Linked DNA regions of Mus musculus: region 2 is linked to region 1. The links are chromatin contacts, found by Hi-C or POLR2A ChIA-PET in ENCODE. All regions are on one chromosome and are shown on one strand. The core of a region is the stretch at or near the end of the contact, and the rest is flanking DNA. Distances in the headings are between cores, read along the strand shown.

Region 1 (7,234 bases), core at 2,319-4,818:
CACACTGTGGCGTGAGACCAGAGATGCAAGGCCATTGTTCTCTCCTTCAGTATTTGCTCACCTGGCTCCCAGGTCCTACACTGAGCGAGAACTGGGGCGTGTGTGGTAAGCAAGCAGGACACTGGACATCTCTGTGCAGCAGCCTCACACAGGGCAGGGCGTAAAGACCTGAGGGGCTTGAGGAGTCATTACCATCCATTGTTGCCATTTCTGCCATTTCCAACAGGAGGGGCCGGGAGTGCTGGGCCTGGAGCCAGCAGAAGCCACATTAACAATTAAGGGCTTTGCCACATTCGTCCTGCCCCCCCCCCCAACACCCTACCCCCCCACCGCAGCATGAAATATTCAGACACCAGAGCTGGGTCTCGGATCGCTGCAGTGCCCGAGTGTGTGTGTGTGTGTGTGTGTGTGTGTGTGTGTTGGACTGCTACTTGTAGATTTTGTAGATTTGAGGCTTGAGGTAGCACCCGAGGCCTGGCACGCAGAGCATCTGGAAGCTGCAGGGCTGGATGGCAGGAGCAGCTGGCAGCTGTCATAGGGATATCCACAGCCGGTCTCAAAGGCTGCATGCGGAGCCTGGAACTTAGCACCTAAGCGAACCCCTATGTTGTGGGACTGCCCTCTGAGCCTGACAGCCATTGCTACCGACTCCTGCAGCAGCTGTGACCCTCAACACTGGGCCTCACAGGAGGAGGGCTGGGGAAGGTATTTGGTTACCTTCTCCTGACATCCCAGTCACACCCTCCTCCTACACCTCCCTCCCATGGGTAACTGGCCAACTTACTCCTGGTTAGTTAGTCCAGCACTAAGGAGGTACTCCAGGCCCTAGGTGGGGCAGGTTAACAGAAGGGGAGGGTACCCTATTCATGTAGCTATGGGGAACTTGTCATTCATGCTATTATTACTGCTGTTGTTATCGTTGGCTCTCAGAGTTCCAGGGAAAGGATGGTGGTTAACAGTCTCCTCCCACTCCTACACCCCCACTGAGCCCCCCCTCACCAGGCTCCGCTGGCCCCGTAGTGTGTAGGTGATTTGAATCACCGCTTGGATGAAGGTTTCCTTTTTTCTCCACTGAAGCTGTCACCCTGGAGGACCCGAAGGCAGAGGCTGCAGGCCATAGGAACACCACAAGGAGACACAAGGCAGCCACAGAGCTCAGTACAAATTGAATTGTCTCAGCAATTTCCCTGGTGAGCCGAAGTGTTCCCTTGGTGTGTGCTCTGCTCACCGCGCCCCTCCCCCCTGCAGTCTCAATGGAGTAACTCCTTAACCCACTCAGTCTCCGCTCTGTGGGGATCCTCCAGGGAGCCTGCTGCTGCGACTTGGGGGTTGAAAGCAGATCTGCAGCCTCCCCCAGGTGCGGACCCTAAGTCCCCTCCTTTTGAAAGTGTGCTGTGCTGGGTCTGCAGAGCACCAGGCCCCTCTACTCAGCTGACTCCCTGGTGCTGAGTGCACGTGGCCAGCCTCGGCATCCCCCGGGGCTCATCTTCTTCCTACCCCTTTCGACCGTCGGCTCATTTACCAGGAGGGAGGGGGAAGGAGGACTGAATTAGCTCAACCTGTGTGGTTCCCAGCCCTTTACCAATGGGAGCCAAGACAGCCAAGACTCCAGCTTCAGGTCACACATGGGCCTGCCTTTTGAGCTCAGACCTCATATTTCATCCTTTCCTTTCTTTTCTTCTCTTTTTCTTTTTTCTTTTTTCTTTTTTTTAGACAGACTCTCTGTAGCTCACTGGCCTGGAATTCAGATATTACCCCTGCCTCTGCCTTCAAACTCTAGGATTAATGTCCCGCACCATCTACGGCACCCTTTCTTGTTTTTTTTTTTTTTTTAATATATTATTACATTTCATTCTTTCTGTGTGAGTGTTTATGTAAGCTACTGCCCACTCTGGAGGTCAGAGGACAACGTGAGGGAGTAAGGTCTCTCCTTCCATCACTGTGTCCTGGGAATTAATTTAGGTTGTCAGGCTGGGCTTCACACTCCTTTACCTGCGGAGCCATCTCGCCGGCCCCTCCTCCCCTTCGAACCGGCCACTAACAAGCCAACCCTAAGGCCATTCCACTTGCTGTTCCTTTCACCTGTCCGGCCTCCAGGCTTACCTTTGTCCTTGTCACTCAGGTTTAGGTCCTAGCTCCTAGGTCCCTCCCAGAACACAGATCTAAGGCAATTGAATTCCCCGCATAGCGCTGCAGACAGCCTCACCGATTCTTCTCACGTTGTACTCTCTCCCTCCTCCCAAGAATGCCAAGTGCCCTCAGAGAGCAGTGGCCTCTTGTCCCGGTAGAATTCCCCCGGGATGGGGAAGGTGTAAGAGGGCACATGAGGTGGTTTAGTAAACGGCTGAGTAACTGTAAAAGGGGGATGTCAGCTGCTGCGCGGGCACGCGCTCCAGGCCCGGGTAGCTTACCCCGGTTTGTGCGCGCGCAGAGTGGGTTATCTCCTTGTAGGTCCAGGGGAAACGCATCCTTCCCTCGGCCCGCTGGCTGCAGAAGCGCTGTTAAATGCGCTTAGGGGACGGGATTTATAGGTGTGGGAAGATCCGTATGCTCCGCAGCGATGCGGGGCGAGGGAAGAAGGTTCTGCGGTCGCTGAGTACCTATGGACCCCAGCTATCTGGCCAGGGTGGAAGACCTTCCCTCGCCTTTCTCAGGGGTTTCCACCTAGCGAACTGCATGTTCTTCCAATCCCAGGGATTTAGCGGTGTAGTGCGCGGAAGGGAAGGGCTCGGAGAACTGCTCTGGGAAAAGGGCAGGTCCTCGGCTCCCACCACGTCAGGGGAAGAAGGGAGAGAGATCTGGCCCTGAGATAAGGCTGGCAAGGCTCCACGGTCTTGGGCTAGGGGTGGGAAGACAGCCCCGCTGCAATATTAGGCAGGGACCCAGGTGGCTCTGGTCGGTGGCCCGGAAAGGGACAAAGACCAGCCCTGCCCGACCCCCCATGTCAGGGTCCTATTGTTCCTCCTCTCTCGGACTGTACCGAACTCTGGTGCCCCCGAGAGGGAGGGAGGGAGGGAGAGAGCTGTGCTCGCCGGGTGGGCATCTGTTTATTAAGGGTGAGAAAGGGAGGGTCAGGGACGCTGGCCGGATAAGGGACGCGTAAATTCGCGCGTCGCCTTTAAGGGAAGCCCTGCCCTACCTTTCCCACCGGTCCCCGCCACCCCCTAGCCCTACCTGCATTTTAAAACCCCTTGTAGTCCTGGGATTGGCCCAGGCCGCGTCCTCCGGGCGAAGAAACTTGAACCGGGAGTGTGGGGGGGAGGAGGGTGCAAGGCCCCGCGGTTGGAAGATACCATCTTTTCAGCCTCCCCGCGCGCGCCCCGCCCCTCCCGCACACCCCCGAACCTGGCCAATCAGACCTGTGGGAGGGCGGGACCGTGGCTCGAGCGCGCCTCTGGCAGGGCGCCCGGCGGGCCGGCGCACCGCGTAGGGGGACCTCGGGGGCCTGCCACTCCTCTGACCGCCTCCCTTTCGGAGGCGTGGCCCAACGGCGGCGCCCCGCCCCCTCTCCGCCCGGGGTGGGCGGGGCAGCTGGGGCTCCGGGAGCGGGGCCGGGGGCGGGCCTCCGCCTGCTGCGCCCGAGCTCGGAGAGCCGGGGCACCGCGGCCGCCGACGCAGCCACGGTCCCGGTTCCTCAGTCCTGAGGCGTGCGCGGGCTCTCGGGTGACCCCAGAGGGGGCCGCGGGAGGGAGCGCGAGGCGGCGAAGGGCGGGCCGCACGCGTCCCCAGCCGCCCCCCGCGCGCGCGTGGCCGAGCCCAGAGAAGCCCCGGCGCGGGGAGCGCCGGCCCGGCGCGGGCGAGGGCGATGCCGCGGTGACGGCCCCGCCATGGCGAAGCCCCCGGCGGTGGCGGCGGCGGCTGCAGCGGCGGCGTCGGAGGAGCTGAGCCAGGTCCCGGACGAGGAACTGCTGCGCTGGAGCAAGGAGGAGCTGGCGCGGCGGCTGCGGCGCGCCGAGGGCGAGAAGGTGGGCCTCATGCTGGAGCACGGCGGCCTGATGCGCGACGTGAACCGGCGGCTGCAGCAGCACCTGCTGGAGATCCGCGGCCTCAAGGACGTGAACCAGCGGCTGCAGGACGACAATCAGGAGCTGCGTGAGCTCTGCTGTTTCCTGGACGACGACCGGCAGAAAGGGCGCAAGCTGGCGCGCGAGTGGCAGCGCTTCGGACGCCACGCGGCCGGCGCCGTGTGGCACGAGGTGGCCCGCTCGCAGCAGAAGCTACGGGAGCTCGAGGCGCGCCAGGAGGCCCTGCTGCGCGAGAACCTGGAGCTGAAAGAGCTGGTGCTGTTGCTGGACGAGGAGCGCGCGGCGCTGGCGGCGGCGGGGGGCGCTGGCGGCGGCGGCGGCGGCGCGGGCTCCCGCAGCTCCATCGACAGCCAGGCCAGCCTGAGCGGGCCCCTGGCGGGGAGCGCAGCGGGCTCGGGGGCCCGCGACGTTGGCGACGGCAGCAGCACGTCCAGTGCGGGCAGCGGCGGCAGCCCGGACCACCACCACCACGTCCCAGCGGCTCTGCTGCCCCCGGGGCCGCACAAGGTTCCGGACGGCAAGGCCGGAGCCACGCGCCGGTCTCTGGATGACCTGTCAGCGCCGCCGCACCACCGAAGCATCCCTAACGGCCTGCACGGTAAGCATCTCGCCGGGATCGGAAGCCCATGGGTGTCTGTCGTGAAGCAGTAGTAGTTTCTGGAGACCTCACAGGTGCGGGGTGGGGGTGGGGTCGCACCTTCAGACCCTTCCGCAGCTGGCATAGCAAATGGAGCATTCGGCGTGGTGGTGTCCCTGTCTAGCTGATGCCGCAGAAAAAAGTTTCTCCTCCGCAGCTTTTTGTGTTACCAGCTGGCACTCTGGGGCTGTCGAGGGGTGTCTCTCATCCTACCCTGAAAACACTTGAGGGCAGAGGAGAGTTTTTCTTGGAAGACTATGAAAGGCCCCTAAGCTAAAGCAAGTGAATTTTCCCTTCTGGTTGGAGTCCCTCAAACTCACTTAGCACCCACGACTGCACTGTGCTGTGGCTGGCTTTCTCCCCTGCTTCCTTCCCAGCTGAATCTCCTCCTGGGCTGGGCTGGGCTGGCACACAATCACCCGTGCTGAGACCTTGACGAAGCTGGGCCAGAGTACCCTGGGCTAAGATAAGAGTCTTCCTGGCTTCCCATAAGTCCCGCAGTACTGGTTGGGACACCTTTCTCAGTTCGGTCTCTACAGTTTTCCCCAGAGGATATATTTGGAGTGGATTCCGACCTCTCCGTGTGCCTCAGTTTCCTTTCTTCCTTGCTTGTAAGTTGGAGAGGCTGATGGCCGCCTCACCGGGGTGTGAGGTGGAGATAGATAATGCCCCTGAAGAGATCTGTAAGCTTGATCGTCTTACAGGAAGTGCTGGGGTCATCTGTGGCCAGAGTGTGGGTTGGAAGCCGGCTCTGTCTTCCTCAACCTGTTGCTATTGACCCTACAGGAGGGTGTCCCCACCTAGGGTACTGTGGCTGTCCCTTCAGTGGCGATCTGGGCCCTGCAGCTTCCCTCCTGTCCTGACTACCATTTGCTGTGCTACTCCGTTTCCCCCACAGTTTTTTGGAGCTTGGCTCTCAGTGTTGATGGCACTTGCCTTTGCCTGAATTGTTCCCCTGGTAGCGAAGAGTAACTCGCCCTTTCTGTTCTCCTTAAAGCCTTTCTCCATCCATATACTGTCAAGGCTTAGAAGAACTTCTCTTCCCCAAACTCACTGCTGGAGCTGAGGACCAAGCTTTTTCTTGGGTTTCCTGGCCAAGCCCTCTGCAGGCATTTTGAGGCAGGAGCTGCAGTTCTCATGCAGGTCAGATAGAGGTTTCCCCTTTATTTACTCTCCAGAGCTTGTGAGTTCAGGAAAGGACTGGGGCTAAAGGGATATTTTGTTACTGATTAGCAATCTACCACAGCAACTCAGGTTTCTTTTTGTAACATTGCATCCACAGGGCCTTACCCCGACAGCTATTCACTCATGCTCTAGATGCCAAGTTCTAGTTTACTTTGGGGGAACGGACACCCCTCTTTACAGAGCTGGCATGCATCTCTTTGGCTTCACCTTCTTGGGGGGGGGGCTATTCACTCATGCTCTAGATGCCAAGTTCCAGTTTACTTTGGGGGAACGGACACCCCTCTTTACAGAGCTGGCATGCATCTCTTTGGCTTCACCTTCTTGAGGGGGGGGGCTCTGGGAGGGCCAGTGTTCAGGGTCTTGATTTCCCCAAGTGCATCATGAAGGAGGGGAATCTTTGCACTTAGGGAAACACAGGGCTGCTGGTTTTCAGCTATGTCATCAGTAACAGTGGTCAGGGTGAGTCTCCTCAGGACACTGTCTCGCTGAGTGTCTCCACCTCTTTGCAGACAGTCTTTTTTTTTTTTTTTTTTTTGCTAGGAGGTGTGGGTCTGGCCCAGAGTTGCAGTTGCAGTAGTGAATAATGCAGCAGAGAAGGAACTGGCCGGACTGGAGGTTTTCCACCCCTATTGGGGGTGGGTAGGGGCAGAAGTGTCCTGTTTCCTACAGACCCCACCCCCTCCGAGCGTCCTTGCACCAAAAACTGCTGCAGATTTTGTAGTAGCCAAGCTCTGCCTTGGCACAGACTGAGAACCCAGCATTGGCACTACTACAGACTTCAGCCACACACTGGATTGTTCTTTTTAGTTTTGTCTCTTGAAGTCAGTGGGTGGCGGCAAGGTATCCTCCCTTGATCGCGCACAGAATATTTCCAGGAAACAAGGGAAACTGGGCTTCCCTATACTGGGATCCAAAGCCTTCCTTGCCTTTGAAGAGCAGGGGGCTGAGCTGAGAGAGTCTAGGTGGTGCCCAGAGTGGAGTCGGACACTGGACTTGTGCCTTAGCACCTGGCCCGAATGCGCCCTTTACATACATGCATGGGGAGGCACAGAGAGGACCCCAGCCTTGTCTCGTTGGGGTCTCCACCAGGGCTATTGGGGGTTTCTGCCAAGGATGGCTTGAGGCTCTGGCAGTTGCCATTTTTGTTTTCCGGTTGGTTCAGGAAACGTGGCTGCCTCCCTGTTGTTGATTCCTCTCGGATGGGCCTTATCCCCTCCCGCTCTGGAAGTGTTCCTTCCTTATCGGTGAGCACAGAGTGGCTCATTGATAACCCAGTTATCCACAGGGTCTGGGCATCTTGACTCCCTCATGTATCTTGGGCAACATGGTTAATTTTGCCTCCCAGTCCTTCTTGTGGAAGGTCAAGGGGAGCCCACGGAACCCTGTA
Region 2 (7,234 bases), core at 2,000-4,499, 34 kb after region 1:
CTGCCCCCACTGTTTTGAATTCTGCTGAGATCAGAGGGCTGGCTGGCAGCCTGACGGGAGTCACATTTTATCTGCCCTTTCCTCCCAGTCTGCTTCTGGCTTCCGGCCAAACCACTAATAATAACTCGACTCAGAGTAATCCTTACATTGTGGGATGTGTGGCCGGGTCTGCCCTACCCTTCTGTCCTGAGGAAGACCCAGCTTCAGGGTTCCCAAGGGAGGCCACTCCCTGCCCCCACCGCCCATGTCCTCTGCAGGCTCCCCGTGGACTCTGTAGACAAGGTACAGCGAGCCTTTGTCTTCAGTCAGGCTTCTCAGGTCTTACCCAGGCTCCTCTGTCAGCCAGTCCAGAGGAGAGCTGACCTGTGAGAACTCAAGGGGCTCACCAAGGAGGACCCAGGGCTTGCCCTGCGTCCTCAAAGCGGGCAGGTGGCCTGAGGTTCCAGTAGAGGAGGTGGAAGGGGCTGGAAGGGACTTGGGCTCAGCCCAGCTGAGGTGGCCTTTCAGAAACATGCCACACTTAGGGCCAGGGACCCTAACTGAAGCCTCTACAGCCCAGCAAAGAAGCTAGAGACCCTTTTCTGTGGTTTGCTTCCAAGAATATAAACCCTGCCTCCAGCGGAAGATAGTAGATAGTGAATTCCAGTTTCATGCAGAGTCCCAGTCTCAGGCTATGACAGGAGGGGCTGAGGTTGGCTCAGCTGTTCAAGTTTGTGCCGGCATGGTCCGGTGGTCCCTGTTCAGCAGAGGCCCAGGTGTTGGGGAGCACAAGTGCCCCCTTACCCTGTCATTCACCTGAAGCACTCCCATCATTCCTTCTGTTCTCCAGAACAAAGGGGCACCCTCTCTGCTCCTGTAGGTCTGTGTGTGACTGTCTCAGAAGTTACCTCTTAGGCCTGTCACCACGGACAGGCTGTGTTCCAGTGCTGGGCCAGGGCAGGCTGTGAGGTACCTTGAGGGTACACTCACCCCATCTCCACCTCACCTGGCGACGGGGTCGCCGTCTCTCTTTCATAGATGAGGAAGCAGGGTGGGCTGAACTGGAGGGAAACTAGCTTAGAGGCATAAGACAGTTCTCAGGCTGGCCCCCAAAGGACAAAAGGGCCTAAGGTTTGTGGGTGCTCTTCATATCCTGGGCATGTCGATGTTATGACAAATGACCTTTGTGGCTGCAGATCTTGAAAGCCCTTAGTATTGCGGATCATTCTGGAATGGTCTCCATCCATCTGCCTTGGAGTTATCTGGGCCCCTTTCTTTTTCGGTGGAGCCTGAGTTAAGGGACTAGGGTCTTGGTATCCCTGAGAAAGAACACAGTACCCTCCCCCCACTGAGTTAAGGGACACATTTCCCCCTCCCCCAGAGGGGAGCAAAGCCATGCCAGGCTAGGCGCCTGTCCAGATGCCCAGGTTTGCACAGATACCTTTAATAGAAGGAGGTAGCTAAAAAGAAAGAGGTAAGTCTCAGCCCAGAGCCTGCATCTGTGTGAAGGGCAAAGACCCGGACACTCGTCCCCTCTCCACACCGAGGAGAACAAGAAGGCCTGTCTCCCAGCAGTGGGTGTGGGGAGAGGAGGCAGGAGGCTGGTGAGCCTTGAAAGATCCTTGGATTAAGAAAAGTCTTATGCTCCTGGAGACCATTCTGTCCAGAGTCTTGACTTCTCCATCTATAAAATGGGACCGTGATGGTCTAGGTGGCATGCTTTGAACATATCCCGGCACAGGGTAAGCTAAGTAGGTATTGGCAGGGACATTTATGTAGTTGCACTAAGAGACCCGTTTCCCTCTAAAGTGGCTTTCAGGATGAGCCCTGGATGAACGCGCAACCCCTTTAGCACTGTATCTGTCACATGGGATATTGGGGGGGCTGCATTTCAGCAGAGCACTGTACCTCTGGGTAGAGGCCCAAGCAGCCGTGCCTTCCGGTACCCTGAGTGTGCATGGGTGCCTGTCTGCCTGTTTGGGGTCCTACCACCTTGCTGGCTCTTGCTTCTGTTTTGTTCCTTTCCGTGGGTGTTGGCAGCCCAGGATAGACCCCTCCGGTGACAGAAATTCCAGGCAGTGGGTTATTTGGCAGCGGGGTAAGTGGCCTGGGGCCTGTCCTGTGGGCACACCCCAGGGAGCAGTGTGCTGCCCCGGGACTCGATGCACTTGGTGCGCGTCACCAGCCCCATCTGCAGTCCTCCATTTACTCCGGAACTCATGTTTGTCCCTGGGTGAGCACTCAGGTGTATAACCCTCAGGGTTCTGGGGACAGTCCTGGGCATCCGACACCATGCCTGCTGTCCCCTCGTCCCACCCTCAGTGGCACAGCTCTTTGACCTGGGCAGCCTTGTTCAGAGATGGACCCTGAGTCACGGTGAAGGAAAGGCTGGGGCCCATGGGAAGCCGGTGTTGCCCGGTGGACCGCGGGGGTCGGGGGTAGGGAGTGGGGTGGAACCTGGGATAACCCTGGGATCCGAGGCTCCGGGGACCCCCAAGGATGGGGTTAGATGCCATCGTCATAGACATCAGAGCTTTACTTCCAGCTGGCAATATCGGCTGTGAACAGTGTGCTCAGTGACTGTGACTAACCCCGAGTGTGCAGCCGGTTGACTGCGTGATCTGAGGCCAGCGGCCACCCAGAGAGGGGGCCGGTCTCCCCAGCTCCCTTCAAGGTGGCTGGTAGCTCCCAGCGGCAGCTGCCGTTGCGCTGTCTAGAAAATTCCGCACGCAGGTGCCTGCTCCTCACTTGGTGGTCCTTCCCTTCCTGCCCTAAATATCTCCCCCCAGTCCTGTCCAGTATGTCCCTCCTAAGCTGAAACCAATCTGTATTCTGTAAGGAAAATTAATTCGGACGGGCACCAAGGGGGCTTAATAGATGGAACTTTGTTCCCAGGGTTCAAAGATGGAGCCTGGCATATTTGCTCTGCTTCAGTTGCCTCTTCTACTGTAGCCAAGACCCCGTGCTAAAGATGTGCGCAGGCCACATGGTCCCTGGGCACACATAGATTTCAAGGGGACAGAGTTAGAGTGCTGGAGGAGAGGTGAAGACTTGCTGCGCTGTGCAGCCCATGGGGCAACACTCAGGGTTGTGCAGTGGAGAGGCCTGCAGAAAAGTGCAAGTGTGTGCCCAGGCGCAGGATCAAGACCTGGGAGAGGCAGCTCTAGAGTCTGTCCCCGGGGATAGCCGGATCCTGGCTCTTGTGTGACCCACTGGCTCTTGTGGCTTTCCACCTTGTGGAAGGAGGAGAGGATGCAGGCCTAGGCGTTTCTCCAGAAAGAGGCAGCACAGGGGCCCTGAAGGCCTTATGTATCTGACTTGTTCATATAAATCACAAAGTCTCCAGCGGGGAGGCAGATGCTGTCTTCCAAGGCTGATGGGAATGATGCCTGCCGAGGGCATCTTGGTGATCTCTAGAACTGCACAGGCGTGGGTCCTTTAGTCCAGCAAGCTCACTGCCTGGGACTTTATCTTACAAACAGATCTGTCCTCTGGAATGGCTGTCCACATAGGCTGCACCTGGGAAGCAGGGCTTGGAGGCAAATGTAAAGGCCACCACCAGATGACTGGTGTCCACCCCGCATGGGCCTTGGCAGCATCAGCTTAGCCCACCTGCTTGGAGTGTGTGGCTTCACAGCCCCCACCCCCTCCTGTCCACGGAGGAGCCTGCTGGGGTTGCTGGCACAGAGAGATAAGTGCGGCCCCCAGGCTTGGGTGATTTATGTCTGCCGGCTGGTGAGTTCAGCCTTCTGCCAGCATTGTGGGAAGTGCGGTGCCTGGCGTCTTCCTACCCACTCTCTCACCCTCCCTCTCTCCTCCTGGAGTCTCACAGACACACTGATGATGTAGCTGCCCCTTAGTTCCACCTGTTCCCCCTGGGGGCTGTGCCTGTCCCCTGGTATTCCATTTGGCCAACCGTGCTTAAAGCTGTCTGTGCCCCTGAGCTGAGGGAGCCAGAGGGAGTCAGAGGCCACAGGGCAGGCAGGGGTAGGGTGTGCGTGCGTGTGTGCGTGCGTGCATGCGTGTGGCTTGGGCCAGTTCCCAGGCCTCCTGCCCACAGCCCCGCAGGGGCCGACAGCATGAGCGATTGGCTTGCAGGGGCTGCCCGGCACGCCGCGCCATCTGGCGGGGCCATTGTTGGCCACACAAAGGATGGGTCTCAGCAGGGCAGGGGCAGGGGCCCAGGCCCAAGGAGTGGACAGAGGAGCGGGTGGAGGGCTGCTTGGTACCCCAGGACACTCGCTCAGCGCAGAGCCCCCCATTTGTCCCTGCCACAGTCGAGGCTTTGCCTGTACTCTGTTGCTTGTGGGGGGGCCAGTGTAGAGGTGAGGGGTGACTCGTCATCCCCAGAACCCCCACCTAGGACTCTTCTAGACCCCTTGGTTCTGACCTGATTTATTACTCTGGTAAGATTCAAGGGCAGTTTTATGTACTAGGTAATTAAGTGGCATTAGAGAAGGCTCGCGAGTAAGTGGCTGCTGTTTTAATAATTGAAATAAATAACCCCCTGACAGCTTCCCAGCTCGATACTGTTCTCCCTCAGTGTCAAGGCCCTGGCGAAGCAGTGTTACACATACCTGTGTGTGCACACACGTGTGTGAGTATGCATATCTGCATCGCACACGTGTGTGGACATGCATATGTGCTCCTCTCTGTGTGTGTGTCCACATGTGGATGCGTGTGTATTTGCACAGGGGTGTTGGTGGGAGCACGGCCTTGTGCACGTGTGGGTACTAGTTAGTGCATACGTACTAGTTTGTACATTTGTGTGCACATGTGTGTGTAAGGTGTATAAGGGGTTTTCTTGCCTACAGTAGGACATTCTCCAGGACACGTGTCTCCCAGGCAGAGGGGCTTGCTTTGCATAAACCTTCCTTCCATCCCCGAGGCCCAGCTGACTTCCAGGATATTTAGGATCTTTAGGATATTGTTCCTCCCCGGGACAGCCCTGACACAAACTCTTATTCTGGTCTGGTGTGGGCGGGGGGTGGGGGTGGGGGGTGTATTTCAGTTTGAGGGAACGTTGCATCACCTCGTGGCCGATGCCTGCCCCAGCCGAGGGTCACAGTGTTAGGTTTGCAGCCTGGGTACTCCAGCCATGCCCATGTGACCAGACAAACATCTCCCCCATCCTGAGGCATCTCTTAATAAGCCACATCGTTCTGTGACTTGGAGGGGGTGGCCAAGCAAGTGGCTGGGCTGTGTGTCTTGCCCAGTCTTGCGCACAGCAGGTGTAGGGCTTTAATGCCGACTGGCTCTCCCCTCTCCTGGCTGCTGGAGCACCAAGACTCTTTGCCCTCGTGTCCGTGACTCTGAGGCCATCAAGCCAAGTAAAGAGGCTCCTGAGGAGTGTGGGCTCCTGGGCCCGCCTGCCACAGGACATGCGCAGGTCTCTGGTCTCTGTGGTTTGCAGTCCCTCTTTGCTGTCCCTGCCAGCCCTGCATGTCTGCATATTTTTAAGCCGCCTAAATGGAGTACTGCCAAAGTTATTTGGTTGCCAGGGTAACTTGCCCAAGCTTGCACTGTTCCAGCTCTTAGATCCAGACATACTTAATTCTGGCCATCACAACAGCAATGGCCGTGGGAAGGTTGCCCTTGGGCAATCTTGTCTCCTGAATGACTTCAGGGCTTGGGGTTGGTCACAGGACGGGTCTGGAACACTGCCCCCATGTCAGTCCATACACACCCCTAGTCTGCCAAGCACTAGACTTCAGGTCTGCCCCTGTGGGTGGAAGAGAAACACTCAAGGTCCAGGAGAGAGGAGGGCCCAAGGCTGACCCAGCCAGGTGAGCCTCCATCTGCCCCATCCTGTGGAGTCCTATGGGTAGCCTGAGGTGGAAGTGGCAATATGGCCTTGGCCTACATAGTCCTGAAGATCCAGGTGGGTACCTAGCTCTGGGAGGGAGGCGTGAGATCTGTCTTCTTCTCTCTCCTTGGATCCTGGAGAAGGGGCTGGTTCGCCTGGGCTGCTTTTTGTGTTTTTTTTGGGGGGTGGGGTGGGGTAGGGTGGGGGTGGCCCAGGCTGATGGGAGAGAGGGCCACAGATTGGGATGGAACTGCGATCCTCTGGAGTCTCTGGGTGCATCTGGCGTGAAGAGGATGGGTTCTCAGGAGCCTATGGGTTCTAGAGCAGGGAGACTGGGGTGCCCACAGGGCTGTGGGGTGTGCTTTGGTGCCCTTTCTCCAGCTGCCTCTTCTGTGTGAGCTTCCTTGACTGTGGAGTCATGTGCTGCTCAGCATAACAGAGGAGCCCCAGGACCCAAACCACCGAGTACAGTGCCCGCTGGCTCCTGGGCAGTGTGAGATAGTCCCGAGTCTTACAGTGACCGATTGAGAAAGACATAATGGGGTCAGACTTCCTAGTCTTGGGGAGGGGCGTGAGTGAACCCCAGAGCTCCAACCCGCAGGCTGACAAGGCAGGACCTGAGTTGGGCTTCCCTCGTGTGCTCTTGATTACGGTGGCTAGCTGAACCCGTGGGCTCTTGGGGTCTTGGCTGCAAACTGGGAAGTTGAGAGTGTTTCTGAGGAGCTGTTCAGAAGTTGTCACGTGAGGAGCTGCTGCTGGTGTTCTGCGTCACTGTCCCAACACCTTGATCCCCAAAGGAGAGGAAGGGGATGCCCAGCCAGCGGACTGTGAAGACAGATGGGTCGTGGGCCGAGTGCTCTGTGGCTACTGCAGATTGTCGGGCGGTGGCAAAGTCCTGTCTGCTGCCCCAGCACTAAATTGTCATGGGCCGCCTACTCTTAATGACACAGGACCAGTTTTGCAGGAAGGAGGGGTGGGGTGTCAGCTGGACTCCCTAAAGCCTGTGGCCTGGAGAGTGGGTCTGCCCAGCTAACTTGGGGTCTTTTTATATCCACACCTCCTGAGGCTCTTCAGCCACAGGTGTAAGAGGACCAAAGATGTGGGGTCTGCTGGGAGTCACACAGGAGCTTCCTGCCAATTGCTTGTCTCTAGCGTCTTGTATCAGGGGTCTCGATTGAGGTGGGCACTGTCCTTCTATACGTGGGGTAGAGATCTTGGCCCCCTGTGGCTTTTGGGCCATTGAAAAGAGCAGTAGGCCTTACCTTTGTAAATGCTGCCCTTCCTCCATGGTCATAGGAAATGCTGCCCATATTCTGCCTTGGGCTTCTGTTAAGGTTTGGTTCCAGGCTCAGGGTAGGAGGAAGTCCTTGCAAGGAGCAGTGATGAGGGCTGCTAGGCCAGGATTAACCTGGTCTAGCATGGAGGGGCTGCTCCCAGCCTGATGTGGGG

Evidence for each region. A loop is a pair of places that touch in the nucleus more often than their neighbours do. ChIA-PET counts read pairs that join two places held with the same protein, here RNA polymerase II (POLR2A).
Region 2: a map of gastrocnemius shows a loop between it and region 1 (2.5-fold over the local background). The contact joins the enhancer-like site here to the promoter of Ccdc85c in region 1. A Hi-C loop is called at or near these places in 12 of 37 maps with a recorded cell type or tissue (CH12.LX, gastrocnemius, heart and 1 more). POLR2A ChIA-PET finds 5 or more read pairs at or near these places in 4 of 5 experiments (Patski and embryonic stem cell).

Annotation. Positions count from the first base shown.
Region 1 is chr12:108,271,727-108,278,960 of GRCm38, reverse strand. Ccdc85c (coiled-coil domain containing 85C) reads left to right here and starts at 3,568. Exons shown (of 6, transcript NM_001159910.2): 1 at 3,568-4,623. The coding sequence starts at 3,828.
Region 2 is chr12:108,237,907-108,245,140 of GRCm38, reverse strand. All of the region lies in intron 1 of Ccdc85c (coiled-coil domain containing 85C), which reads left to right. Among named protein-coding and RNA genes, the nearest start is that of Ccdc85c, 34 kb to the left of the region's middle. Within about 2 kb of position 3,249, at least 1 of the 3 ENCODE cell types and tissues checked has a DNase peak (open chromatin) inside an H3K27ac peak, as active enhancers do; it is gastrocnemius, where a contact is called at or near this core.